6 separate regions of the Mus musculus genome follow, and regions 2, 3, 4, 5 and 6 are each linked to region 1. Evidence: chromatin loops called from intact Hi-C (ENCODE). Cell type or tissue: left cerebral cortex. All regions are shown on one strand.

Region 1 (5,000 bases):
ATAGCACATCAACTGGACATGGGGGTCAGGCTTTTAACAGCCTTCTAAGCTAGTACACACACAGTAGAGTCTCCAGCTCCCTAGTCCTTCATTTCCTTGCCAAAGGGCACCGAGAGAGGGTCAGATGTATTAGCACACAGCAGCGGCTCTGTCACTGTTACCAAAAAATCCGAAGACAAGTCTCTGCCAGTTTACAGAACCAGGGCTCGAGGTTACGATCAGTGAGAGAGGGATCTAGGAGCAGAAAAGTTTACATTCTTCGTGAGTGGGAAAAGCAGGTGTTCAAGTCCCCTCTCTCAAGCAGGAAGGAGTCGGGAAGAAGAAACGGATGAACCATTGTGTGAAGGGAGATGCCCAGGCTAGACACAGAGATGTGCAAAGAACATGGCTACTGGGGTTGAGTGAGGTACCTGGGTCCTTGGCTATAACTCAGAAAGGGTAGTACCTGGCTTGGCACTTGGCCTGAGTATGAGGAGACCTGCTTTGGCCTCGGAGGCCAGTCAGGGACAGCCTGCAAATAAACACAAGCCTTAGAATCCCATTCCAGGCTTGTGTTGCCTTGGTTTGGGGTTATCGGAATTGCCTTAGACGCTCTACCTCCTTGGATATTCTCTTCGCTAATATGACCTAATGTATCTTGTACTGCTTGGTTATTTCCTTATAAATCCCTACTTTTACCCCATTTCCTTACTTTGAAATCTAGTGTGTCTTACTACGACAAGCTGGACTCTCTCTAGCTGGCACTCACTGTTCCAGTTTCATGGTTTATTAGTTTAAGGGAGTCTCCTTAGGTCTGAGATGTTTAATTAATGGCTTCCTCCTTAGCCTTTGTCTGTTAATCACACGTAGACCCTCTTTGCCTGCAAACTCCACCCACCACCTAACCAACTCTACTTCTTTTAAAGCACAGCCCCTATTTTTTTTTTCCTATGAATTCACTGCCTAGGGGTTCATTGCCCAGTCTCATCATTGCTGCTTTATGAAGTCTTCACACCCTGTCCGCTGCATCACTCAGCACAAGAGCTTGTTTGGCAACAATTTAGCTGCTTTTCATCTAAATTTGTTCGACCTTAGAACCTTGTTAGAATGAATTGATCATTGTGAGTTCCTCTTATTCCAGGGCCTTTGCCAAGACACAGCCATTGTACTAGACCCACAACAGTGACAGAGTACTAGAGTTGTAATGCAAATTTACATTTATAGCAGGGCATAGTAGTGCATGCCTTTAATTATGGCACTTGCAAGGCAGAGTCAGGCGGGTCTCGGTGAGTTTAAGGCCAGCATGGTCTACAAAAAGAATTCCAATATAACAAGGGCTGTTACACAAGAAACCCTGTAGCAAAAACCAACCAACCAACCAAACAAACAAAAAAAAAAACAAGACAATTACATTTGTATATTCACTATCTTAAGAAAAAGTGCATTTATTAATCTTTTACAGGTTCTGTTATGCAATAAATTATACTTAACAGAGGTGCTAGTAACAATAGAGGCAGTGTCACCAATTACAGGTTTGGAATTGGAAAATTTGACAGTTCGTTAGACTGTCATTTTGGAATGACACTAAAAGTACTGCCTTAGCCATTGGCCTTGGCTTTCTCTCTTGACAGATTAGAGTACGTTACTGGTTTCTTTCCAAGTGCTAGAGTTTTCCACTAGTTTTTATCGTACTCATTGAGTTTTGTATTTTAAAAGAGTCTTCAATCTTCCTTCCACAATACCGCCCATATGTCTCTCCATCCTAGGAGTGATCCTCCTGTGGAAGATTTTGGCTTTCAAACTGGAACGTGGCACCTCTGTTCTATTTTCTGTCCCACTATGCCAAGTGCCGAATTTCACTCCTGAAGTTTGAAAAAGGCCCTACGAAAATGTTTGTCTCTCTACTCAAAACTTTAAGCATACTTGTTCATTTTAAAATTGTTCTTAATGCCACAGAGGTCATAATTTCTGGAGTCAAGTTATATAGAGATTTCAGTTTCCTCGGGTTCTGGGACTTAAAAAAAAAAGATCATTTTCTCTGCTATTAAAAACGTGTTTAGTCACAATCTTCAGCAGACGTAGAAACGAGAACAAACTTGTCCTCTTCCCCTAGTCCTAAATGAGGAGAGTGGGGACATACCAATTATGCTGCTACAGGAGAAATTCGCATTTGAACATGATTTCCGTGAAAACTCTCAAATATACTCTCAGGGAAAGTGAAAACAAATTTAGCGAACTTAGACTATTCCTTGCTGCATGTTTAATGTGTTTCAAAACACTGATTTTTTTTTTTCCATCGCTCCTTTTAGTTCTTGAGAAAAGGGAAGCGCTGCAGGATGAGGCGGGAGAAAGGTTAAAAGGAAACAATACTAAGGAGTCACACTTAAGCCTGAGTTCTTCAGATTCCCATGGTTAGCAAGAATGCTGCAGAGGGCCATGAGGAAAAAAAAATCCGAGCTGTTTTCAAAAATAATAGTAGCCAAGAAGAAAGTCGAAATTTTAAGGACCAAAATGCATTTCCACGTCATTACATGCCACCTCATTTCCTTGAATTATGGCCGTGTGAAATTGATTTCTCTGTAGATTGGATTCACGGGCAGTTTCCTTTCTTACAAAGCCACCGAGTTCCTTTTCCTCCCATTAAAGAGCAGGAGTAGCCCTTCAGATTTATTAGCAGCGTAACGTCCATCCTCGCCAGGGGGACCGATCTGAATAGAAGGTTTGCTTGCTGAACAGAGAGGTGGGCTACGGGGACCTCCCACGTTCTTCTCTGACCTGCATGCTTCTGATAAGAAAGGCAGCCGCTGCCTTAAAACAATGCTGCCCAAGTTTACACTGGCAAGTGGCTTTTCCTTATTGGTGTGGAAACGTAGCCTGGGGACCTCTGTTTACTGGGTTTGCCATCAAATTTCTGAAATTGTGATCTGGAAAACAGGCATTTCTACTGATTAGAAAATGAAAAGTTCCCCTGTATTATAAAATCAAAACAGCCTTTCTTCTTGGGAACCTGGACCTTCACAAACATTTTCTGGTTTTTTCTTTCTTTTTTTTTTTCTTTCTGTTGCTAACCTTCTCTCGTTTCTGCATGTGGATCTTGTTAGCACAAGGCACAGCACTGAAGAGCTTTCTTTTTCAATCAGCATGAAAACTATGCTGGCGAGAGAGATAGCTTGGTAGGTAAAGGTATTTGGCTGGCAAGCCTGACAACCTGAGTTCAATTCCCCTGGACCCACATGATCTAAGAAGAGAACTAACTCTCAAAAACTGTCCTGTGTCCTTCACAGCCACACTGTGGCACACTATAGTGCTTGTGTAACACGCACAAACTAATTAAATAAAAGTAAATAAAAATTAAAAGTAACCTTTCAAACTGTGAAATGTGATGTTGCAGCAGCGTTGGAAGCAATCTCGTCATTTCTGTGATTACAAAAATCGAAAGCAAAATCACGTAGCCATACTGGTCAAATTTAATATAAAGAAGGGAGACAAATACCCAACCATATTCTATCTAAAATCACCGCTTTCTAATCAAGTTTCTCAATGCTTTTTAGGACGAAGGGACAACAACATTGTTTTAGCTCTGAGCAAAGTTTGTCTTGCAAGCTTACTTTTGATACAAGCAGACTCAGACAAAATTCTACATGGAGGATCCAGAAGTGTTTGGCTAAATACCCAAATACTTAATGACAACTCAAACTAATAGCAAATCAGGTGAAGTACTCCATTTTTCATCTCCACAAATTATGGTCATTATGACAACTTAGAACTGGAGATTTGAGTTTAAAAATCATCGGATCATTGGTCACTTGGTTAAGACCCCGTTCCTGAAGACAGCACACACTTTGATCACAGGAAATGAAGAAATCTAGATGTTACTGACTAGGAACCTTCCTCTTTGTTGCTGAGCCTTCATATACTGAAATGGATGCGCAGTTGTCGGGGCAGAGTATATCATCAACAGTCTTACCCTATCGTTAACCCTATAAATTACAACAAAGACCAAGTGGCAAAGTATGTTCATGGGTACAATAGGGGCATAGATATTATGGGTGACAACCAATCTCTGCTCCAATGATTTAAGGCCAATTGTGTAGAAGAAAATGCATGCTAGATACTGTAAATCTGGCAAAGGACCCGTGGTTAGGGCAATCCTAGGTCCCAAGAGCGAACCTACCACAGTTCTTTTTCTAAACCGATATATTATCAAACTATCTGCTACCCAGATACCCAGGTCCATACCTTCGTGCAGCCCTCAGGCCTCATCAGGAAAATTGTGGATGATTAATGCAGTCGATGCAGAATTTACCTTCCTGTCAAAGTGTAGAGATTAAATGTCAGTGCAGGGCTCACAAATGAGACTGCTGTAACACACCTCTTCCCCAAGATTCAAAAGTCATCGCAGAACAGAGGTAGAAAGATTTTAAGAGCCACTGTTCAGGGAGGGTCAACGTGAAACAACGTCTTCTGGGCGTGATAGGGCTGCTACATTCATGAAGTGAAGACAGCTATGGAAGCCTGCATAGCTAAACAAGTTCAAGCCAATCAGCATCCTGGCATGGAGTTGAGGGTATTTCACAAGCCTTCAGCCCTGGCTAGGGAGCAACTGGCAGTCGATGGCATATCGGGGAGGAACAGTCAGTATAAATGTGTCACCCCCTAGTAGATTGACAGTGTTTCTTTGGATGGCAATACACCTGTGAGTACAGGCAGCTTGAATTGGACTTGAAAGATTATAAACAGAAAACGAAAAGAGGTTGGGAGGGGTTGGAGTGGTGGGGCTGAAAATACAGCCTGGATTCTAGCTCTATTGTTTTACTTTCAGGTATCTTCTCACCAAAAAAACCTTACCAGGACAAGTGTGGGCACTCCTGAGTAGATTCATTCTGAACTCATCCACCTATACCTGCTTTACCTGAGAAATAATGGCTTCTTCACTACCCACTAGGACTCTGAGTGTAGATGCTAGTAGCACTTTAGTCATCATGGGGGAAAGGTCTAGGCACATCTAGAAAAGGAGACTT
Region 2 (5,000 bases), 620 kb after region 1:
CTCAAGGGCTCCTCTGAAGGCAGAATAATATATCTCCGAATTAATTCACAGGAATGAATGCCTGCTGCCCTCTCTGACCGTGTACAGTTTACAGAGGCACAAAGAGAGAATCAAAATTATTTGATTTTCCAAGGAGACAGACTCTCCCATTTCTTCAGAATAATGGTAAAGGGAAAAAAAAAAAGATAGGATTTAACTCATCAATTAAACTTAACATTCTTCAGTTGCCTAAGCAGGCTATCTATATCAAAGAACTTGCTTGATGTAATACAAGCCTTTCACAAAACCTTGGCCCTTAACCTACTTTATCCCAGCACAAATTGATAAGCCGTTCACTCACTCATTTATTTACTCTTTCAATAAACACTTAGTGAGTACTTGTTCTAATTGTTTGCTTAACACTGATTGTTAGAAATTAAAAGCAGGCAAGACTCATCCCTGACCCCAAAGAAGATGCAGCGTGTAGGGGGAAGGAACTTTAACAAGAGGCAGACACAGCTTAGTGGCAGATATAAGTTAAGACTCCTTATGCTGCTGAAACCAGGGCTTAGCAAAATGCCTCAGAGGATGGTGCAAATCAAAAGTCCCCACTGGTACCTGCCAGGGAAGAAAAGACATCTCAAGCATAGAAACACGTTCAACAGATGCACATGCAGGGAACAGAAGATGATACACAAAGCTGGAAAACTATTGAGAAGAGTGTTGGAAGTTCAGACTATGCAAATAGACAAAAAAAAAATGACCACATTGCAAACAATAGTACAATCAAATGTAAATGTGTATTTTACAAAGATCCTGGAAATTTTTAGCATGGATAAATGAGGGATACCTATATAGATTTTGAAAAAATTATTTACTTTTGTCATCAAAGTTTGAAATAATGAAACTTTTCACCTCTTAGGTTAGGAGTGAAAGTCTGATAATAAAGAACAAAATTATTAAATACAAAGTTAGGAACCTAAATGATGATTAAAGAAATAAAATTAGAAGGCTCCCCTCTTAACTCCCCTCCCCATTCCCTGAATAAACTCTATTCTATACAAAAAAAAAAAAAGGAGAGATCTTCATAGAGAGATATTTTAAATCTGGCTTTTAGCTAGACATTGATGTGGTAGAAGGCAAGTTTGGGAAGAAAGAGTGGTTAAGTTCACACCCAACCTATGCCTTGCAGGAAGGAAATGCCTTTGATATTCTCAGGATATCCTGAAATCATGTTTCATCTATAAAAAGAGAATCATTGTTTCTTTCTTAGAGATCACTTAGCTAACAATGCGTGCACATTGTCTAACACGGTCTGACTGGATTGTGGTTGATGTCATCACTAGCATGCCAGTAAAGTTCCCGTGAGAATTTCCTCCGCGTTTGCTGGAGAGGTGGGAAATATTGGACCTTGGTGCATATGTGCTTGTTCAACATGGGCATTCCCGGGTTGTTGGCCACATTGAATTAATCCAATGGTAAGAGAGTTACAGAAAAAAAAATACCGAGTCTTACCCCTCTTCAAAGATGACAATCAAAGAAATAGCCATTTATAAATGACCTTCAAGAAGGCAAATTTCTATAAATTATCTCATTTCACTCTCTAGTCCCTTGAAGCGTTTGATTTTGCTGTGAATTTAACAAATAAGAAACTGGAAGTTTAAGGACAATAAATGACTCCCGAAGGCTCAGATGGGCAGCAAGACGAAAATGGCATGACCACAGTGTTATTTGTGTTTTACTTTTGATGTTTATTCTCCCCCCACCCCCAGTTTACCAAACTTAAATGGAAAATCAATCAAACAAGGCCTCGGTTCTGTATGGTAGCATAACCAGAACACGTCGGAGCCTTAAAACAAGGCTGGGCACAATTCATGGAATAATCAAGAGTCCCAGGCACTCTTTATATGTCACATATAATTTTAGAAGGCTTAGGGAGGCTGAAGTTTTCGCCACAAGAAAGACTGATGTTCCCCTTACAAAATGAATAAAATAAGATTTTATGTTACATTATGGTTCCCTTATCCATTGACAAAGTCACTCCAGGATACCCTGTCCCTGGGCCTAAGCAGAGGCAACAAGAGGGTTACCGACTGCCCTCTGTTGGACACAGTATGTAAATGCATTGCTTACAGCAATTTGGTTTTCTCATAATGTAAACAGTTTAATTCCACCCCCCGTTTTTTATTTTTTTTTCATTTTGAATATCATGGTTTCATTAACCATAATGATGTTAATTTGTTTTAATGGTAGGAGGACCAAGAAGGTCAAAGTAACTAAAAGGAAATAAGCATAGGTAATAAATCATGAAATGGACTGACACCATTCTCTTTAGCACTGTAGTCTACAAAAGGACAAATTGTGATCATTATTGTGCTATTGAGTCACTTGGGAATTTGGGAAGCAGAGAAGGTGGTAATGGAGGAAGGAAAGAAGAGGGAGGAGGGGAGACATTAAGGCTTTCCTGATTAAGTCAGGGCTTCCACAAACACTGTTTTGGAAATCACTAATCTTCAATGCTATCTCCTTTCCTTCAAAGTTGGTATAAAAAAACGTATTAGGTGAGACATTTTCACTTTTTGCTGATATTCCTTTGCACCTTTCTAATCATAAACTATCTCCTTTGCCATCTCCAGTCTCCATCGATCCTGTGAACACTGTATAGTGCTTACACAAATAGGATCTTTGCTACTTTTGTACATTAATAAACACAACATATAACATGCATCTTTACAGTTCCTAAGGAATTTTTCGTGTGCATTGATATTTTTAATCATTACCAAAAGTGAGCAAGCTACCAGCTAAAAGCATTTTTATAGGATACATAGGAAAGTAAGCCATAAAGGCTTGGACAAGCTAAGGACAAAACCTCACTTAAAATTTAATATGTTTACTCAAATCTAATTCTCACTTTGCTAGGTACTCTGTCACCAGAAGCGTTTCTCCAAATTCTTACCCCATATGTTTTCAACTAAGAAACGAAGGCATGCTGAATTGTGGAAGTGCCCCCAGGAACCTCTAGTGAAACTCCAGGGAAAACTCCGGAATGTTTTCTCTGTTCTTCACAGAAAACCACCTGACACTATCAGGTTTGTTGTTTGTGCGTCTTGGGACTCACACTTTGACCAAAGCAAAACTGTTACTCTAATTCCAATCCATCATTACCCAAGACTTAACTTGAATCAGAATTCCCCTGACAGGGCACACTTAAGAATTTTCCTGGCTAGAAACACATTTCTTTACAGTTTGATATAGAATCCCAGAGATTACTTCTGACCAAAATATCACCCCGATCCCCTTTCCTTCTCTGACTTATTTATCAAAAGGTAAAGAATACCCTTGTATTATTTAATGCCAAAATAAAATTTCTAGAGGAGTCTCTGAGATAGAGAAACATTTGCTAGCAGTTTTGCTTTGTATTTTGTTGAGAATGCTTGTTTCTTAATCCTTTAAACTTCTAAGTCTCAGAAAACTACAGCAGCATGGGTGTTCAGGGATATGAGTGTAGGAAGTGTGACTTTGTTCTAAGACTCGTGTGGTCTGAAGCTCATTCTCCCTCAACTGAAATTAAAAAGTAAGGATGGGCTTAACAAGCCTGTGCTATTCTGCTGTAGTAAAAAATAAATTAGCTAAATAAGGAGTTTGACAGTTTCAAAGAACAGGAAGATGCCTTCCTGGTGCATTGATTTTATTGTTACTTTTTCCTTTATATCAAGGAAGACATAAAATATTAATCAAAATTTAATATCTAAGTCCAAGCAAGAATAAGTCTATACTGTAGCACAAACTTGGATCAGCACATTCTTCAAATAAATCAAAACTCTGACCCAGAATCTGGGAAGTATTGCTTAGCGGTAAAGTTCATGCTCAGCCCATTTAAGGCCCCAGGCATAGCAATGCTTCTTTTTCTAGACGCTATCTATAATTAACAAATAAATCATGTCTTAGAAACTTCACAATACAAATCTTAGAGTGCTCCCCAAAATGTTATTATTTAAAACGTGGTCTAATATTCAGAATAATTGTCTCATACAGAAAAATTGGATAAAACACACATACAGCATATGCATGCACCCCATACCATCCACAGATGTCATGAATGGATACATCTACTTAAAATAAAGACATACTATCCAATAAAATATGATGCCAAGTATAACAGAAATTTAATAATATCAACAGACTTGTGATTGAAAAAAGTGTTCAACTATAATTTACATTATAATACTATTTGACTCAAGAATCTTTTAAGTACTCTAATCTCAAAGTACATAGTATTTAATATTTAAAATCTAGGTTTTATTTGCTATAATTCCTATTGGGTTTGTTCTTAAAACTAAGACAAACTTTTCTCCCCTTGGGGTACTCTTGCCTCGTCATTTGTCAACATTAACAACATATATTTAGTATGTCTGTTGTTCTTCAGTGAAATATCTTTTCCATTAAAAGGATAATTTCTTATCTATTTCTTCAAGAGAAAGAATCAAATATCTGCAGTAGTTTTCTAGGCACCTTCTTGTAGCCAGTCTCCAGTCACTCTCTAGAATTTTCCATTTATGTGTCCAGGAGCTGAATCCTATAAACTAAATTAAAGCAAATGTTGTTATGGATGAGCTTGGCTGGAAAGTTGGTGTGCCCACAGAGGTGAATAGAGTGTGGCTATAAAGTAATTTTTCATATTTTCTCTATATCCTTCCTGTTTTGTTTGGAGAAAACTATTTCTTCCATTCCCTTCTTTAGTCTCATGTTTAGAATGGGGCCATTACTTTTTGCTTCAAAGCTTGCCCTTTCACCACAAGGTAATGGAACAGTGTGAGCTCTCAGTTCAGAGCTAATGATTCCAACTCTGAATTCTGAAACTGAGAAAATATCCAAAAGATGTTTCTACAATCTCACAGGACCCATAATGAGATGGTTTGGGGCTTCATGCACATCACGGGAGAATGGTGACAGGTTGGCCACTCACATAAATTCAAAGCTGGTGTTGTGAGACTCTTGGAAGTTCCAGTTAGTTTAATTTC
Region 3 (5,000 bases), 300 kb after region 1:
GAGAGAGAGAGAGAGAGGAAGAGAGAGAGAGGGGGAGGGAGGGAGGGAGGGAGGGAGGAAGAGAGAGAGAGAGGGAGGGAGAGAGAGAGAGGGAGGGAGGGAAAGAGGGAGAGAGAGAGAGAGAGAGAGAGAGAGAGAGAGAGAGAGAGAGAGAGAGAGAGAGAGATATCTATTATAGTGTGTTGAAGTGGTATTTTTATGGTCCACATAAAATTGTTTTCAAGCTTCTATGGCAATGTATTATCTTTGTCTATGCTACTCTGTCTCTTCAATCAAAATTATTACATCTCTAGGGACAAATAAATGCTTAGTCTCTGAAATACTTCTGGCTTTAATTTTTAGTTTAGTGATTTCTTTTTTTAATATTTGGGTTTGCCAATATACTTTAAGAAACCAAAGATTTAGATTGACATTCCAGCTAATATATAACAGTCATTGTAACAGGTTCCAACCTTCTTTAAAAAGCTTCAGGAGGCATACCGAATGAAGCTAAGATTTCATTTTATTTGCTAAAATAATCGATCTATTCCAAATGTATGAAACCTAAAAATGTTTTTTTTTTTCAAATAGAGACTGAGTGATATACAGTGTCTATTTTGTTTCAACTTTAGAACAATTGAGTTGAAAACTCATTTGGATTTTGGGTGAATTTCAAAGATGGAGAACATTGTGTGATCATGGATCATGCCGTCTTGTATAATGCAGAGGTTGACCATGATTTTCATGCTTTTCCTCTTTAGTCACATTAAAAAAGTAAACATCTTGCTGTGGTCAAATTAATTTTTCTCTTTCCCTTTTCCTCAGATTTAAAATGTAGGCCTTATCTACTCTGTCCAGACAGTAAATGAACACACAGTGGACACGGCAGCTGCTTAGAGTCTATAGACCACTCTTCACTAAAAACTGAATGGCAACTCATAAATCTGTGATGAGAAGATTTGGGAGGATGGTATTTCATTTTCTGAAACCTGACTCCAATGTAAGATGGCAAAAGACTGAACTTCATAGCTTATAATACAATTTTCATTTTATTTTAAACATAGTTTTGCATGTTATAAAAATACTGATCACAGTGAGCTTTACCAATTGTTATTGCTATAAAAATGAATGCAGGAACAATATTTTTAGTGGAAATAAATTATATAGTCATTCTTTTTTTAAATCACAAGAGAAAAACCTCAGCTGTCTGGTCCCTGGCAGAAAACCAGTCTTTGAAGAGGTTTTTTTGCACATGAGTGCCAGTCCTCTCCCGCAGTAATCCACATGGTTCAATAAACACAGACTTGGGCCTCTGTTACCATGGTCCCACAGAGTCTTTCTGTGCATAGACAGTGCTAATGTGGCAACAGTTCTTCAAGAGAGTAAAATGGTGGACTGAAAACTGGTATGATCTTAGTTCAGATGTGGCCTTTTCCAATACGATGGGACACAGCGGCATACTTCTTCACTAAAGGACAGTCCTGGATCACAATGCTTCAGTCGATTCGCACACGGTCTTCTGTAACAACTAGGGAAAAAAAGCCAGAGAGAAACACACATGGTGAAGACCAAGGTATTGAGTCAAGAGGCTACAGAGAGCTTTTACGTTTTCTTCAGTTTAAACCAGGAAAAATTACTAACTCTCTTATAAATGTGTTTATAGATTTATAAATACTTAAGTGTGTGCTTAAGTTTTCAGAATTTGGGAGGAATGGAAAAGCCTTTAAAAGCATGGCTCACTTGCTGACATAGCAGTGAAGAGATGAACTATTGTAAGCATTAGTTCTTTTGAAGTCCTTTCTGCTTTGTGGATGAAAGTAACATAGAACAGAAAGTTTGGAAGTGAATATTTAAGGTCTGCTGACTTCCTGTGATCACATAAGCATGGCAATGTTCACAAAAGTCTGGGATGTGCATGGGACCCAGACTTCCAGGCAATTAAACACAGCCATCCTGGCAGGACCATTGCCTTTGGAGAATCGCCCCATCCACCCTCTTGAGTTTTTAATTCAGCAGCTGGCTGGAGGATGGTGGGTAACTCTGTTCTCTCCACCTGTATGCCAGAAAGTCAGGGAAAGCATGAACAGGGGCCCTTCTCCATTCCCCGGAGTTGCTAGTAGTGGTGAAAGGACAGATTACTTATTGTTTAAGTTTTGGAAGTTCTGTGTGCTATAGTAACTCTAGCTTGGAAGAATGTCTTGGAAGATTAATCCGTCTAGCTGTGCTATAGTCTGGAAAGGAAAAATGAAAAGTGCACTAAGGAGACCCTTAAACAGTTAAAAGCTCATCTCATTTGATGTTGAAAGGAAAGGCTATGCTGTGGCTTGAGGCTGGAGTGGTTGGGGAGCACTCTCATAGAGGCATAGGGGGTTTGTGGAGGGAAAACTGGGAAAGGGGATAACATTTGAAATGTAAATAACCAAGAAAAAAGAAAACAAAAAAGAAAGGAAAGGATAGCTAAGACTTTTAAAAATTATTTAAAATATCTAATTTTAATTTTTTTGACAATTTCATGTGCATACCTACTGGGTTACTTTCTCACCTACTCTTTCTTATTTCCCTACCACCCCCTTGTAATGCCTTCTCCTCCCTTGCAGTCACTTTCACACATTCGTGATTTTTATTTTGCTTTATGAACCATCCAGTTTAATCATGTCCAGGTGAGTGATCCCTAAATTTGAAGAATCCACTGGGGCCTGGGGAAGGGTTCCTGAGTGGGTACACGACAGATGGCAATGAATCATCTTTCCCTGAACCTATCAGGCACAAATAATTCAGCAGTGAGGGGCTCTGTCCTCTTAGCCTTTCTTCCACTTTCCCCACATTGGCCTGTTCTATTGTAGTCCTAGTAAAGGCATCTATAACTATACTGAGTTTATGGGTTCAATGGTTGTGCCTTGAGCAGAGGAATACAGCTTACAGATCTTTCCTCTATCTCCTTAGCTCTTACATTCCTTCAGACCTCTTTTCTGAAATGTTCTCTGAATCTTGGAGGAAGTCTAAACATCTTGTTAAGAAATTTTAAAATATTCATGGTTACATAATGAATGCAATTTCCTTTTAGAAATAAGGACGTATAGTTCTCAGTCGTCAAAGACACCTGATGAATAAGACAGTGTGAAAATTCACTCTGCGTTTCTCCATTGTAATAAACATTGAGAAAAGAAATGTATATCTGTTTTACAGTTTTCTTTTGCTCCATCCATTTGACACCATAAATTTTTGAACAATACACTTAGAAAAATGAACACACAAAGAGTTGCTAAGTATAAAGACTTAGACTATGGTAGCTCATGGCTGGGGTATTGCTCCATGCCCATTTTTCCCGGACATACCAGCTTCAACTTTTCATACCCAAAACAACAGGAAAGTGCTTTATGAAAGATTGTACCCTGTTAAGCAAAGATATAAGGACATAAATATATTCTTCTTAGTTAATATGGTAATTCTCTGTAGAAAAATGATGTCTGCTATCTGCTAGTCTAAATACAGTCACAAAAAATTAAAATTTGGCAATATGTACTAGACTCATTGAAAAAAGTTTCACTGTAGAACATGGCTTAATAAGGTTTGCTGAAATGTAATAGCACATTCTTTAGGGTGTAATACCTTATTTTGCAAATACCAATTGATAAGTAGAGTATGAATATGTAAGTAAAATTGGAAAGCATGTATTATTCAAAAATATTTTAAATGAGTATTAAGATTCCTGTAAGGAACTTTGCAGCAATGCAGGAAGAAAAATAATATGGTCAACAAAATGCCTGGACTTAGTGAAGTCTCATTATACAATAACTACAAATGATGGATCTTCATAATTATAGCTTAAAATGAGAGAACATACTCTTGAGAATCAAAAGATAGGCTCTACTTATTGAGGTACTAGATTAATTAATGATAAACAGTCATGAGGATATGACATTAAAAATAAATAGAATTTGACTGTTTTCTAGATGTTGAAAGGGTATTGTCTGTACATATTTGGATGGAAGAAGAGATGCAATGAAAGAGAATATTTAATGCGAATCAGGACACCACAATTTCATGTGTAAAAGAGAAGAGAATAAAATTAGAAAAATGGAAGCATGAAGGACTTCTAGATAAATATGAAGATCTTTATGGGATCCAGAAACTAAGAGGCTTAAACACAGCTTAACACAGAGGCCTCTGCCAGGCTACAGTCCCAGCTTAGATTAGAGATGGAAAAGTACAAAAGGCAAATCCACACAAAGCAGAACAATTCTGAAAAACAGCGCGATGGCTAAAGTGTTCTCAGCATTAAAGTAAGAGGATAATAAAGCAGAAGGAATCGGGAATCTTTGTAAGCTGAGAGAGAAGAAAGACAAAGCTGAAGATACTGAAGCAAGCTAAGAAGAGGCATGGTGGCCGGACCAACACTGAAGGAACACAACAAAAAAATTTTAAAACCAGAGATCTTGAGTAAACAGTAGTCATTTTCTGAGATGAGACATGAATCCAGTCAGTATGGTATGCCCTTCAATCCAAGAATCTCATTTATTTTTCTTGATATAAAAAGAGTAAAGCCATGCTGGGATTAAAAAAAAGAGAGAGAGACAGATGGAGCAGGAGGGTTGTCTCAGTGGTCAAGCACTTGCCTCTCTTTCAGATGACCCAGATCATTACTCAGAACCTCTATGTTTACTTACAATGGTCTAACTCCAGTTCAAGGACTATAGTGTCCTTCTCTGGCCACCATGGGCACCAGGGACACATATGGTGCATAGACATACATGCAGGCAAAACAACCACAAAGGTAAAATGAATCTTGAGTAACTTTTTATGATTTTAATTCTCATTGTTAATTATGTTTGTATGTCTGTGTTTGTCTGTGAGTATGTGCGAGAGGGTGACTGTAGAAGCCATAATAGGGTGCTGGATGTGGTAGAGCTGGTGTTAAAGGCAGTTGTGAGCTGACTGAAGTGGGTGCTAGATAGTGACTGAAGTGGGACTCAGGTCCAATGAAGGAGGAGTATCATGTGTTCTTAACCATTGAGTCATCT
Region 4 (5,000 bases), 410 kb after region 1:
TCCGAAGGTCCTGAGTTCAAATCCCAGCAACCACATGGTGGCTCAAAACAATCTGTAATGAGATCTGACTCTTTCTTCTGGAGTGTCTGAAGACAGTCACAGTGTACATACATATAATAAATAAATAAATCTTAAAAGAAAAAAATTTTAAAACACAGAGATTTATTTAAAAATGGATAAAGACAACTGTAAGCCAAAATATGTAAAGACATGGGTATTTTGTACAACACACCCTTTCAAGAACAAATTATGAAAGCATGAAATTTGAGGAAGGGAGTTCTGGAAGGAGTTGGAAAGGCAGAGTGGAGGATGGATATAAGCAAACTGTGATGTATACATAAATAAAATTCTCAAAGGAAAAACAATACTGTGTTTTAAATGTTTTATAGCTATGCAGGAAGACAAATATGATCAGTGCCTTGCTCAGCGATCATCAGAGGAGCTTCCTTCTGCCACAGACTAGAGCAAGTACAGACACTAATAGCCAGATTCTATGCAAAGAGAAAGAGACCTTGAAACTTGCAGCCATTAAATGGGATATCTCCATCAAAACCCTCATCTCAGGTCTCAGGGCATCCTACAGAAGAGGCTGAAAGAGGGTAAGAACCAGACCCGATGGAGAACTCCAAGGAACAAAACCCTCTAAATCAACATGAGCAAAACATACAAACTCACAGAGGTTGAAACTGTATCCAGAGAGCCTGCACTAGAGGAGGTTTAAGATATGAAAGGAGAAATGTACACATGACCCTACCCCAAACCCAGAATGAACAAAGGATTCTTAAGGGTGGGCTGCAGGCCCAGCAGTACATGGCTAACAGACCACAAACTTGCTTTGTAGTTTCCTTGTCACATAATGTCACTTATTCATTTTAAACTGTTTCTTGTGCCTTCTCTTGGGCTCCTTCCCTTCCATTTATTTGTTTATTTGTTTGCTTCGTTTTCCAATTCCAATGTATCAGTTCTTGTTTTACCTTATTATATTCCATTTTATTATTATTCCCATAGAAGCCTGTTTGCTTTTTTTTTTTTTTTTTTTTTTTTTTTTTTTTTTTTTTGGTTTTTGAGACAGGGTTTCTCTGTATAGCCCTGGGTGTCCTGGAACTCACTTTGTAGACCAGGCTGGCCTCGAACTCAGAAATCCGCCTGCCTCTGCCTCCCAAGTGCTGGGATTAAAGGCGTGCGCCAGCACGCCCGGTGCCTGTTTGCTTTCTAATAACAGACAGAAAGTGGAAGTTCGAGGAGCTGGAAGGAGTAGCCGGAGGGGAAACTGGAGTCAGGATAAATTATGTGAGGGAAAAAAACAAAACAAAACTATTTTCAATAAAAAGCAAAACTGTTTGATAACCACAGTCTGTATGAGGTATGTCTTCCTTCCGATTTATTCTTTGTCGTAAGTCAATGTCTTTTGTAAAATTTAGTTCTTCATCTCCGAATAAGCAGAGTCTGCTTTACCCAAACTGAGACTAAAAATTATTAGATATGGCAATCAGGTGTTCTTTCCGAGATCATCAGTTGTCATTAGTTTGATAACAAGTTTTGAATGTCTCTTCTTATGGCCACATGATACCATTGCCTTAGTTTTCGACCCTGAGCTGTTTACTTTAACATCCTTCAGAAAGTATTTTAGGACTTTTCATTAAATCATACAGTCATGAAGAAAAGAATAGAAAGGGGAACTTAGTAAATTCAGTTCCAATTATCTGGGTGGCCATGGCTACCACAAAGAAGATTGGATGCTGAGCTTTATACCATATTGGCTTTCCTATATTGTGAATTTTAAATTGCTACATGGGTTTTATTATTTAACAAAATTTTGTGAGAGCTAATTCTATGTATAATTGACATCCTGTGTGAATTTTGTGAAATACTTTCTTAGGATTTAAGTTGTTCCTGGGAAACTAACTGGTTTCCCTCCAGTTCTCCAATATTTGCTAATTGAGGTGCCTTGAAAGGCCACTAGGGAGAGACATGGAGTCTTCACAGCAGTGTTTGGGTCACTGGGTGCAAGTTCCACAGCAAGGATACAGTTTCCCTGAAGGCATCAGTAAAACAAGCTGTCAAAAGTTCTGCTTGCCCACTAGGGAAAGGCTCAGTAAGCAGAAGTATACTGCTCATGAAATTCAAACATACAAAATAATGTTTCCTCTGATAAGTTAAAAAAAGTCATATTACATACCAAATATCAGTTCTTATTCAACATACAATATTTTAAAAAATGATTAAATAAGAAAAGAAACTTTTGCAAACAAAATTTTCAGAGAAAATAAGATGTTTAATGACTACCAATGAGAAGATCCTTTGAAGGTGACCTCTTGGAACACACAACTGAGCTCATACAAACATCCATGCTCTGATACAGTCATTTGGGATTGACCCAGACGTGACAGACTCCTTGAATAAACTATTGGCTTATCTGAAAAGGCTTCTCATTTAACTCAAGGCGTCACGCTTTCGTACTGTAAATCAAAGCCTAGCTATCATAGGCGATGGTGATGTTGTCTGACTAAGTCACAAGTATATCAGTTTGAATTTGCAGAGGCAGAAAGTGAATAGGTCTGGCAAACTTCAAAGGCTCGAATTACAGGAAGTATGATTCTGTCCCGAGCTTTATTTCTGTGGCACTTAGAGACGAGGATATTCTCGTCATTGTACGTATAGTGATAAGCGTGTGCTGAACATTGCAGTTCTCATAATGGACTGAAAAATCTGGTATTTGTATTTTTACCAAATGTAGACACAATGGTAACTTGATATCTTATAACCTAGTCTTGTCCGTATTAAAGTTTTTCTCAGACAAACCTTTCCAGGGAAGGTGGTTTGACCTCTGCACATTCTGTGTATGTTCACCAATAAAGTCAACTGAAAGTTGAGAGTAACACACCCCCTTCTATTTTTTTCCCCCCACTTGCAGTCAGCTACTATAAACCACTTCAGTCTGCTTCCAGCCAGGGGGCTTCGCAGTGCCTTAAACACAAAACTTTTGCAGGAGTTCAAGATCCCAACTATTACGCCAAGTATAAACTTGAAGATGTTATAAACATATTCTTTAGAAGGTTCAAGTGAGAAGTACACAAGATAAGATAACTGAGTCAGACAATCGGAATGTCTTCAAAAGTCCCTTAACGTGTTCAGGAAAGATGCTATTTCTCTTTAAAACAAAATAAAACAAACTAATTGATACTTTGATTTTTTTTTAATCTTATAGCCACTGTTTAGGAAAAGAATTGATAAAGTTTAGAAGATTCCAATTTCTGTTACATCTTGGATTTGACCAAGTTCAAGTTAATTCTGAAATCCAAAACCTTTAAGCCCAGTTTCTAAATTTACTCACACTTTTTCCAAACTAGCTCACAGAGCCTGGGGCCCCTGCTATGCAAACTCCAGGAGCATAAAACTCCGTTGTCTGGTCACACACCCCAGAAGCTCTTTGGAGTCCAAAACCAGCCAGGAAAAGAAAAGAGCATTTCCTACAGCAATGAAATTCTCTCTGGAGCCATGCCACTGGGGCAGGGTGCAAACTCCTCTGTTGGCAGGAGACCACTATGAAGGAGAAGGAATCTGTGTGACTGAACACCTCTTGGGCCCTTCCCTCCTCTAAGTTGCTTTCCTTTCTAGTAACAGCTTTCCACTGGGGGAGAGAAAAAAAGAAGAGAAACTTTGCTCCAAGCAAGCGTGCACCAATCTCTAACTTTGGATCCAAAGGTTAAATAAATAATTATGCACACACACTCCACGGCAGGTTCTCTGTACACCCAGTAAAGCCAAGCCCACACACAGTCCAGGACTTGGGAGCCTCGGATCCTCAGCCCGACCCGACGGGGTCCCTTGCACCTACCTTGACCTCGCCCCCGTCGGGCTCCGCTTCCGAGAAGCCCAGTCCCGACTCGAAGGCGGCGACGGTGGCGGGCGCCTCGCGCGGACTGGGGATCAGCGCAGCGGCGAGCAGGGAACACGCCAGAGACAAGAAGCACAGCAAGTGCATGGTGGATGGACCGGGAGCAGGGAGGCCGGTCCGTTGGCTGGCGCAGGCTGGGGCGTGAGGCTGAGGTCCTCTCCTGGTCCCTGTCCCGTGGTTTCCTCCCGGGGACCCCCCTGGGCGAGCGTCTCCCGGGACTCGGCGGCTCGCAACTTTTGCCCTCGGCTCTGGCAGCCCTCACGGGGGAGAGGCTCCCGGGTGTCAGGTACGAGCCTCACAGGAAACCGGACATCCGAACTGCCCTCGGTGGCGGCCCGCGAGGTGAAGCGAGGGCGCCGGCTCCGCCGATCGCGGTTTTGTTTTTGGTGTTTTGCAAAGAAGAGGGGGTGGGGTGGTTAAGCCCAGTCACCCCGCGATGTTCCACTCGTCCCGAAGAGCCCTCGGGTCCCTCGTCCCCCCTCCTCCCTCCCCTCGCCCGAAGTGAAAGGAGCCGGGCCGCGGGAGCCGCGGGAGAAGGCGGTGGTGGCGGCGGAGCCGGGGGGCGGGAGGAGGGCGGCGGGGCGCCCGGCGGCGGCGAGGCCCGCGAGCTCCCGGGCGCTCGAGCCTCCTGCGCGCGCGGGGCCGAGCGGTGGCGGTGGCGGCGGCGGCAGCGGGCGCAGGGGCAGGGCATGACTGATGCGCCCTCTGCCTGCGCTTATGTGAGAGAAAGCGGCAAGAGGGAGGGAGCGTGCCGAGCCCAGTCAGCCCTCCCCTCTCTTTCCCTAGGAAGCTTGCTCCCTCCAGCCCCACGCTTTCCTCCAGCCCCACCTCCATCCACTCTCCTCGCTTTCCCTTTCTCTGCCCTTCTCTCTGGGCTCTGCTGGGGTGTCGGGGTGGGGAGGCAGGGGCTCAAGTCAGGTCTGGGGGCTTGACTCTCTCTGCAGGACCAGTTTTAGGGGCCACATGACTGAGCTCAGCTGCTAGAAAGATGGGGAGGGGGGAGCAGGTACAGTGGGTAGGAGACGCACGCTTTGGCCCTGGCAACCCCTTGTGGTAAAATCCTTCTCCAGACATTCTTTATCCTGAGAAGTTTGGGACCAGC
Region 5 (5,000 bases), 790 kb after region 1:
AGCCTTCAGAGGCATCCCTTTAAACTTGAGTATATGTCAGCATTCTTCACAGATCCGTGCACATCTGTGTTTTCAAAAGCACTCTTTACAGTAGTCATATTCCAGCAGATAAACTGGTAAGGAAAATATTGCAAATTGATACAGTGAAATTTTATTCAAGCATACAAAACACAATTATACTGTTTGTTTGAAAGTGGGCTGAAGTAGACTGAGATCAACATACAAAGCAGTATAACCCAGATATACAATGACAAATTTTCATTCCTTGATATGTAGATCCTAAATCAGATACATAAATGCACACTCACACAAACAAAAACACACTCATATACACACAAGCACAAGTGTACACTCACACACAGAGGATAATTAATATCATAATTTGAGACTATGAGACTATTTTAGATGAAATGATTGATTTGGTCAATTCATACTCAATTCATTTCTAGTATTAATTTGAAACTTCATAATTTATAATATAGAATGATTCTTTTTGGCTTCTGGCAGGTAGTTGACCCTTTTTTTAAAATGAAGAAAGAAATGTAAATATGAAGGATGAATACGATGACAAATAACTTCGATAAGCAAAGAGAATTAAATGTTAGGACTTATACCTCTAGCTTTTAATATTTTCTTAAAGAAAACATTAGCAGAATTATCAACCACATCTATATACTCTGCTATTTCCACGCAGCCAGATCTTGAGACTCCCAGCCACTCAGCTGTGATCTTAAGCAGCAGAACTGGATTTAACATTTACACTTGCTGGATGAGAGGGTGTTGACACACTCAGAAGTACACTTATTAAGTAGAGGAAAGCCCTGGCTGTCTCTAAGTGTTGACAAGTGACTTAGAACTAAAATAGGTAGATGCTCTCACAATTTTAAGTTGTGTATGAAAACAAAACAGTCTGGCTTCTAGTATTTTTTAATATTTCTCCATTTAGATTTGTTTAATTTACCCAAAATTATTTTATAAATGCCAAAAGAAAATGTGCCATGAGAAAGCAGTTCAGATGAAGCTGAATTTTGAGAGACTCTAAGGCCAGAGCAAGTCCCAGGGCATAAATTAATCATTTGTTAACATTTGAATCTTGTATCTACAGTCATAGAGCTGGTAACTGATGCAATATATTTATCTGCTAATTTGGTTATTTACTTAATGGATGTGATAAAATTTCAAAAGAGGTTTTGTAAAATGGCTAGCATACACTTTTACAAAGTAACAAGATTTGCAATAAGCATCGTGTAAAATTTTTAAAAGGCATTCAGTATATTAGAAGACTAATTCATTGTTGTACTTTAAAAGAGTATCTAACAGGGGACAGGTGTGTAAATTTCTAAGTGCTATACATAGGTACTAGCAATATACATCATATAATCTATAGAGCTATGTACTGAAGTAGGAATGAGCAAGAAGTAGTCAAAACATCCTCCTGTTTGGCCTGTATCTTATTTCTTTCACTTTAGATATTGGAGTCCCCAGAGGCCCAACTGATTTGGCAATATGAGATAGAATTTCCCTGAGATCTGTTTTGCTTTTAAATAAAATGAAAGAATTTCACAAAATATACATTTTACTTGTTTTCTTTTTCCTTGGAAGAAAGATGTGAATCTATGGCATAGTATCAAGTGTTCATGTTTTTATAAAATAATTCTCCAATTTAATAAACTTCTAAACCACTGATTATAAACTGGAAAGTAAAAATACACCTGTAACAGAAAGATGTCAGAAATCATTTTAAGCACTGAACTCTTGGAATTTGCTGTTTGCTGCTTGCCATTTCACGATACTGAAGTGCGGCACTCTTATAGTTAGTGTTGAGCTAAGGTTGACAGCGTTAATTGTTTTAAAAAATAAGGAAACTTTATAGTTTTTCAGTTAGATAAGATTTACACTCACATTTTACATCAGTATTTCTCTTGGGGTAACCATTGTGGAATATTTTTTTCTCAAGTAAAACAGTTCTAAATCTTGGATCAGATCTGGCAGTCTCTCTGTATTTAAATATAGAACAGTATTACCATGGTTCAAATGAATGGCTTCCACCCAGCTTAATTATGTTCAAGCTGCAAATAAATGCATATGCTGTGCCCATAGATTTGAAAACACAAGGCAGGGGCTCCCTCTGCATCCCCATCTGTGCACTGCCTTTGTCTTTTATATGTAATAATATAGATAACAAAGCCAAATTCTTTTTAAAATTAGAAGTACATAATTGCAGCATGAGGCTGAATACATGTAACACAATGATATTATTTTCTTATCACTCATTAAATCTCAAATAATAGAAGTGATGGCAGTAATAAACATTTTTAAAAAATAGAATGCCCTGTTAGGCCACAATGGTAGAGTTGCATGAAATATTAAATGCTATGACAGAGAGTCATATATTATAGCAAAGTTAGTGAACACTTGGGAAATTTTGTTACCTTTGCCTTGTCAAAGAGACAATATGCAGAGGAATTCTGGGTACTTTGGGTACATCACACCCCTAATGTCACCACCAAATTGGGGACTTTGGTGAGAGAAAATAGTCAGTAGTCTAGCACTGATAAGAACAGGATGTAGAAACTGGTAAACCAGTTTTATGGGGGTGCCCTGAGAGACAGTAAGAGCAATCGTAATTCTTGTCTTAAGATAGAAACCAGAAAATGTCCTCCATTCTGTCTTGACTAGAGGCCAACGCCAGGGCCAATAAGGGGGAGTGGGTGGGTAGGGGATTGGGGGGGTGGGTATGGGGGACCTTTGGGATAGCATTGAAAATGTAAACGAGGAAAATACCTAATTAAAAAAAAAGGAAGTGCTATTTCATGATCATCTTCCTGTCGTCTTGTTTTATACAGCCTCGGTACCGTTAAGTGGAAACTATATTGAAGGACGTAATGGAATCGAAGTGGCTCCTGCACACCTTAAGTGTGGGACATTGGGCTGGCTCATCTCTCCACTCATTACCCAGTTCTACCGAACATCCTATAAAAAGTGTTTAGACTAGCAATGTCTTAATGAGAGTTTTACTGCTGTGAACATACACCATGACCAAGGCAACTCTTATAAAGAACGTTTAATTGGGGCTGGCTTAAAGGTTCAGCAGTTCAGTCCATTATCAATGCAGGAGCATGGCAGCATCCATGCAGATGTGGAGCTGGAGGACTGAGAGTTCTACATCTTCATCGGAACACAGACAGCAGACTGACTTTCAGGCAGCAAGGATGAGGGTCTTTAAGTTCAGGCCCATGGTGACACATTTCCTTCAACAACGCCAAATCTACTCCAACAAGGCCACACTTCCCTATAGTGCTACTCCCTGGGCCAAGCATATACAAACGATCACAAGCAGTTTCTTGCCATCATTTGTATGGCCTCGCCTATGAATTTTCTTAAGACTGTGGCAGCAAATCCTGACTAAGATTCTAAGCTTTAATCATAATGGGCCAATCACAAACTCAGCAACAGGCAACATTCGTCTCTATGCTTCCACATAGTAGACTGCTGGTCTACTCAATGGATTTCAGGCTTTCTGGAAGCCACAGTCATATTAGACAGCCACTCCCTGCATGTCTGTCTGTCTATCAGTCTGTTGGTCTCTGTTTCAAAAACAAACAAATGAAAACATCAAAAATAGCATAGAAGATGGTTTAACTACAGAAATTCACTTTTTCCTGTTTCTAGAGGTTGAAAAGCTGAAGATAAGCTTCAGGCAGAACTCAGTTGTTGGTAAGGGCTTTCTTCCTCTCTTCCAGACAGAATCATCTCTAGGGGAGGGAGACAACAAACTTACTGCCATTTTTGTTTACAAGTGCATCACTCATGCACATATCCGTATGTAAACCTAAACACCATTAAAGGTTTCCACCTACAAAAACACTCACAGTTTAAAGTTTGCATCATGTAAATCTTGTGAGGCACAAATCGGCAAACAGCACAGTTCTCTTTACACCCAGGCAGATATATTACACTTTTTGTTTTTCTAGAAAACTCTGACTTCTACATCTACCTTTTCATCTCCAAAATCTACACTCTGATATGACACTGATGAATTTGGTCATTCTAGATCACTCCCTTTCTTATTTCTATCACAGCTGTTCTTCATATCAGTGAGACCCAAAGACCTCAGGCTACTTTCCCTCTTCCAAGAATCTCAACAGCTTCCCAATTTTGGTGAGCACTCCCACCTATGTACTCAAAGAGGCTGTCATAATTTCTTCAAAATTATTCCAGACTTTTTCTCCATCACTCTTCGCCTAAAATTTCAAATGCCTCAGTTTTCTCCAATAAAAAAAAAATCTTGGTTTTTAATTTGCTTAAGGTCCCTGTCCATGTGATCCTGCTATCTGCTCTTCATCTCTACAATATACACACGCTATATACTCTCATGTTTGTGGCATGTATCTTCAAGTTTTCTTTTTAGGTTTATTTACTTTATGTATAGTGTTTTACTTGCATGTTTGTCTGTGTACCATGTATGTTCCAGATGTCCACAATAGTTGGAAGAGGCATAAGTTCCTCTGGAACTGCAGTTATGATAGTTCTGAGACTCTGTGTGAGTACTTCCTCTACAAGAACAGCAAACGCCTTACCACCGAGTCAAATCTCCAGCCCTGTGTCATGTATCTTAAAAGCATGTATAGACTATTTTAATTATAAAAGTTAGGTTAAATAAACACCATGAGTCTCTTTGCTTTAACATACTTGGTACTCTGGGGCCTACCAGTTTATGATCAGGAATAGATGCTTAATGAAATCTTACTGGATGAATAATCCCTCTTATGAAGAGAAGATTTATAGAGACTGATGACTACAGAGATTAAGAAATCATCATTAAGGTAAAAATTCTGGGAAATTCCCGGGTGTTTATTTAATGGTAGCTCCCCATCCTTTCCTTTACAATAACCAGGGGCAGAGCTCATTGGACGCAGAAGAATGGTGAGGTACAGAAGGCACATGAATCCATTCTGTCTGGGGATGGACTTGTGCAAAGGGGCCATGAGCATTCTGAC
Region 6 (5,000 bases), 440 kb after region 1:
TAGTTCCATCCATTTGCCTGGGAAATTCATGATGCCCTCCTTTTTAATAGCTGAATGGTAGCCCATTGTATAAATGAACCACATTTTCTGTATCCCATCTTTCCCCCTTCATCCAGCCATTGACTTCTGCCATCTTTATTGACACAATCAAGAACCAATTAGGGAAACCACACCTCCACCTAAAGAAAACCCTGAAGAACATGCCCAGGCACACACACACACACACACACACACACACACACACACACACACACACATAATCATGTAGGCACACCTGTAGAGATAAAAGTTCAACAAAATAACATAATACAGGTCCATTGTCCACATTTCAATGCATTTGTAAATGCTAGTAATTAACAGACTAAAAGTAAACAATTGAAAATACTATTGTCACTTATTTACAGTAGCACCCAAATAATAAAATGCTTAGGTACAGAGGCATTTCAGGTATGTAGACTCAAATTACAAAACAGTTGAAAGAAGCTTAGTGCACTTAATAGCAAAAATATTGTGTTGACAGATGAGTGGCTTAATATTAAGAGATCAAATCCCTTCAAATTTAAGATTGAAGTCAACCTCTATTAAAAGCATCCAAGGAGCTGAAGGGGGCTGCAACCCTATAAATGGAACAACAATATGAACTAACTAGTACCCCCAGAGCTCTTGTCTCTAGCTGTATATGTAGCAGAAGATGGCCTAGTTGGCCATTACAGGAAAGAGAGGCCCCTTGGTATTGCAAACTTTATATGCCCCAGTACAGGGGAACACCAGGGCCAAGAAGCAGGAGTGGGTGGGTAGGGGAGCAGGGCAGGGGGAGGGTATAGGGGACTTTTGGGATAGCATTTGAAATGTAAGTGAAGAAAATATCTAATAATAAATAAATAAATAAATAAATATAAAAAATAAAAGCATTTCAATAGAAATAGATAAATTTGCCTAAAATCAAGTTAAATTCAGAAGTACTCTAAAAAGCCCATATAATATTAACAAAGAATAAGGAAAACACATAATCTCTAGTTGTAGAATAATAAAACCACATTAATAACTAGCATGAAGATAAATATATAGAAAAATGAAATAGAATTCAGACTATACAAAGACACCCGCACATTTACAGTGAGCTTACAGGTAGTACTACTGACACCGTTCCTTAATGAAAAAACCATAGTGTTTTTACCAAATTGTACTGGGATAATAGGAAATCTTCTGTCAAAGAAAGATTGTTTCTACCTCATACCATATGCAAAAGCTTGCCAAGGTTGATTAAATATATAAATGTATGAGTTTCAAACTAAAAGTATTGAAAGTGAAAATGAATCTTTGCACCATTAGATTAGTGTGAGTTGGGCAACAGCTTCATTAAGATGCCACCAAAAGTACAAAGAGACAGATTAAAAAACAAACAAATTGGATGTCATCTAAGGACATAGTTTAGGAAACAAAATGTCAAAGTTTACAATGAGAGAAAAACTTCAATTTGCTACCACTTCACACTCAAGAAGACTATAATCAAGAAGATTATAATCAAATAAGAAGAAAGAAAGGCATTGCTTGAGAAGTTGAATCCTCATCTGTTGAGGGTGAATATGCAGTATAAGCTGGGTCTAGCACTGTGGAAAACAGTTTGACAGCTCTGTAAAATTCCAAAGCTAGAGTTACTAAAATATCTAACAACTTGACTCCTTGTTACATATCCAAAAGAATTCAAAGCAGGTGTTAGAACAAATACTTTATATGAACATTTAAGAAAGCACAATTTATAATAACTAATAGGTCAAACTAATCAAACACTCAACACATAACAATGGAATTCTTAAAATTATGTGGAAAAAATTAGAAAAGAAAAAGAGATGAGTACACACACATAGTGTAACAAAGATGAACACTAAAGACTTCTTTGTGCTACATAGAAAAATATAAAAGATAAGCTGAGTAGTGTATGATTATTTACAGGACCTACTTAAAATGGACAATTCTAGACAATATGTAAGAAAATCTAAAGTACTTGTCAAGCTAATAGAAGTAATGGAGAGTAATGATTTGACAGAAGGTACTATGTTTTGAGTATACTATAACTTACAGAAATAATATTGGTTACTAAAATACTTGGTTGAACTATTCATTTAGGTTGTGTGAATGTATAAAATTATATCAATTAATCAATCAATTAATTAGTGTGTGTGTGTGTGTGTGTGTGTGTGTGTCTGTGTGTGTGTGTGTGTGTGTGTGTGTGTGTGCATGTACCAATACAAGAATGTCATGGAGTGCCTATAGAAGTCAGAGAACAACTTATGGGAGTTGGTTCTATCCTTCTACTCTGTAGGGCTCTGGAATCAACCTTGGGCTGTCAGGCTCAGTGGCAGATATATTTTTATACTCTGAGACATCTTGCTAGATTAAATTATATGATTTTATACCCATTATTCTGTGTAGAAGAAAAATATTGGCTTTGGGTATCCATTGCAACCTTCATCCAAGGTCCCTTCAGTTCTTTCCCCAATTCTACTTTCCTTGTAGTAATCTTTGAAGGTTGATTTATTTTCCAAATATCTCTTTGTTAAAACTATGAATGTTAAAGTTTTGTAGTTTGTTTTGAACCAATTTGAGGTATTTAGTGATGACGATCTAAAGTTAAATAATTGTGATTAGGTTACTGTAGAACAATGATCTTATTGGTCAAGTGCAGGGAAAATAATGAATGACTAAATTCAGATTCATTTTAGCTGTTCTTGTGAAGGTTGCCAGACTCACTATTATACATTACAGCTCCCACAAGGCTTTTTTCTCCTGGTGAAAGATCTATACAATCCTCCTTCTCCACTTTCTGATCAAAGCACTCCACTTGACAACATTCACAAACTGAACATGCCTATGCATTCTCTGGAAACACCTTCTTCCCTGGAATGGTGGTGAGATCTTGTCATCCTCTAGTGGTAGGACTCAAAAGCTGCATTCCACATCTGAGGAGCTTTAGTCAACACACTCAGTTTCCCCATGTTCCATACTAATTTCTAGTATTCTATACCTAGAAATTGTGGTGACAGGAATACAGAGTCAAGTTTCAACGCATAAGCCCAAATACATCTAGGTGTGTATGTGCTGTAGTGAATTATGTCCTGCTGGCTCCTTGTTGGGTACTGTACTCCCAATAGCTTACCTGAATATTTTATATGATATCTTGTCCCTTCATTTTTCTTTTTGGTCTTGGTAAATGAGACTATTTCTACAACAAGGTTATTCCATAAGGCAAAGGCAGATCAAATAATGGAATATGCTTATACACGTATGATTAGGTATTTCCCTTTTTTGGTTATTAATTTTTCTAGCTACTATAGTCCAATTGTACATTATAATAGTCACATGTACAAATATTTTGTTAACATATTTATAAATATTCTCAATTACTTTCTACTACTAAAGAGTGATTTCTATTTTTATTAGATAAGTTAAATTAACCATTAGACTGTCGACTATTTAAGAATACCTTACCTGCCTTTTATTCTTATTATCACTGAAATTATACAGTCAGTATTTGTAGAACAGAAGTGACACATCCTATAACTAATGTATCTGCTTGACACTAATAGAATTTTGCATATTAGAACTGTTTAAAACTATGTTCAAAACAAAACTGTGTCCCAGGGAGTAGTTAGCTCAGTGAAGTCTGTATTAAGGAATCTTGACTCTGCCTTATGTCACAGCTGGGCACTGAAACTCTCTCCTTTAAGTTCCAGCTTTGCTAATTCCCAGAGCAGCTTCCCCAGGAAAGATCCTTCTTTTAAGTCTGGCACTGTGCTATAAACACACTCCTGTTTATTCCAGCTAATGAGAAACAGGCAGTCTGGAAATGTGTCTCTAAGGAAAATGCTGAGCAAATCGTTAGAAATACAACTCTCTGGGTTGACTGAAAAGATAGCATTTGGTAATTTGTTGCAAGCAAAACTTATAGTTGATGCTCTAGGCCAAGCTAAAAAGTAAGTCTAATTAGGTGTAAAAATGTTTTTGAATACATCAAATTGGGGCTCAAAATTGTAAAAGTGGTGGGATTTTTCACACCTATTTAGCCTTCTCCCCTCCCCATTTCCCTGACCCTCTTACTATGGCCTCTCCCCACTCCTGACCCCAATTTTGCTTGCCTGCTGGGAATTCTTTTCTAGTCTTGTTATCTCTCCTTGGGATCAGTCAGGCTGTCTCTTCCTTTCTTCTCTTCCGTTATAAGGTGTCTAACAGTTTATAGCCTTTTAATCTTGTGGCTTTTCCTGTAGACAGTTTCAAATAGCTTCAGTGGCTGCTTAAAGGTTGTTTCTTTCATTCGACAAAAAAAAAAAAAAATAATCTAGCAACTTTTGATGACAGTCTTTATTATTGAAAAGTTTCCCAAGGGTCTACCTCAGTGTGCATTGACTTTTGTCCTTGGAAAGTAATTTTATCCAAAAGCTAATTTTCACTTAAAATAAATGTCTATAGAAAATGAGTAACAGGGGTTGTGTCTAGAGCTTCCCATCAAAAACGCTAACTGTCTGAATCTCTGTTGCCTATAGTTACCAACTGCTGAAAAGACCTGGACTTCTTTTTTTTTTTTTGGTTATTATTTATTTGTAAATGCAAATGACACTCTCATTTCACATACGTTGCTTCATTCACTCTAAGGATTCTGTACAATTTTCCTCCATCGTCCTCTCAATCCCAGGATTTCCGTCCACCACAGATTCTACAGTTCATTTCCTGATGCTCGGAGAAATGCAGTATTACCTCCTGCGTGACTCATATTCCTCCTTCAGTAAACACTGATGGGTTTTATTTCCCTATGGGAAACTTCATTCAATCAATATTATTGGGTTTCCTGTAGGGAAAAAAGGTGTTGTGAAATATGAGCTATGAAGATTATATGAGTTTGGGAAATATCACACATAAAGAGCAGGACTGTAGTTTCTAAAAGAAAGTGTTAATTAAAAAAAATCAGCCACTTTTGAGGGAGGGCTTCTGCTCTTACACTGCTT

What was found. Peaks named below come from ENCODE experiments on the same cell type or tissue, not always from the same donor. Only the 100,000 strongest peaks of a DNase experiment are listed, where the experiment ranks them.
Region 2: it touches region 1 in a loop (6-fold over the local background); 36 of 42 quality-filtered maps call a loop at or near these places.
Region 3: a loop joins it to region 1, with 5 times the contacts of the local background. A loop is called at or near these places in 4 of 42 quality-filtered maps.
Region 4: it touches region 1 in a loop (2.9-fold over the local background); 21 of 42 quality-filtered maps call a loop at or near these places.
Region 5: a loop joins it to region 1, with 4 times the contacts of the local background. A loop is called at or near these places in 6 of 42 quality-filtered maps.
Region 6: it touches region 1 in a loop (2.8-fold over the local background); 3 of 42 quality-filtered maps call a loop at or near these places.

Annotation. Positions count from the first base shown.
Region 1 is chr8:54,484,424-54,489,423 of GRCm38, reverse strand. No RefSeq gene overlaps it. Among named protein-coding and RNA genes, the nearest start is that of Spcs3, 43 kb to the left of the region's middle. In left cerebral cortex, no CTCF peak of the experiment used is centred here; a DNase peak (open chromatin) is centred at 2,710; H3K4me3 peaks cover 815 bases; H3K27ac peaks cover 510 bases.
Region 2 is chr8:53,867,257-53,872,256 of GRCm38, reverse strand. No RefSeq gene overlaps it. Among named protein-coding and RNA genes, the nearest start is that of Vegfc, 210 kb to the left of the region's middle. In left cerebral cortex, a CTCF peak has its summit at 2,075 (motif pointing left); DNase peaks (open chromatin) are centred at 2,037 and 3,485.
Region 3 is chr8:54,182,461-54,187,460 of GRCm38, reverse strand. It overlaps Vegfc (vascular endothelial growth factor C), which reads right to left. Exons shown (of 7, transcript NM_009506.2): 7 at 1,007-1,507. The coding sequence ends at 1,393. Among named protein-coding and RNA genes, the nearest start is that of Gm33153, 100 kb to the right of the region's middle. In left cerebral cortex, no CTCF peak of the experiment used is centred here; DNase peaks (open chromatin) are centred at 1,250 and 2,842.
Region 4 is chr8:54,076,764-54,081,763 of GRCm38, reverse strand. It overlaps Gm33153, which reads left to right. Exons shown (of 1, transcript XM_006509526.4): 1 at 1-5,000. The coding sequence starts at 3,991. The coding sequence ends at 4,830. Vegfc (vascular endothelial growth factor C) reads right to left here and starts at 4,232. Exons shown (of 7, transcript NM_009506.2): 1 at 3,839-4,232. The coding sequence starts at 3,985. In left cerebral cortex, CTCF peaks have their summits at 1,960 and 4,622; DNase peaks (open chromatin) are centred at 3,931, 4,245, 4,624 and 4,942; H3K4me3 peaks cover 1,982 bases; H3K27ac peaks cover 600 bases.
Region 5 is chr8:53,692,614-53,697,613 of GRCm38, reverse strand. No RefSeq gene overlaps it. Among named protein-coding and RNA genes, the nearest start is that of Neil3, 56 kb to the right of the region's middle. In left cerebral cortex, a CTCF peak has its summit at 2,133; a DNase peak (open chromatin) is centred at 2,068.
Region 6 is chr8:54,041,580-54,046,579 of GRCm38, reverse strand. No RefSeq gene overlaps it. Among named protein-coding and RNA genes, the nearest start is that of Vegfc, 33 kb to the left of the region's middle. In left cerebral cortex, a CTCF peak has its summit at 2,934; a DNase peak (open chromatin) is centred at 2,933.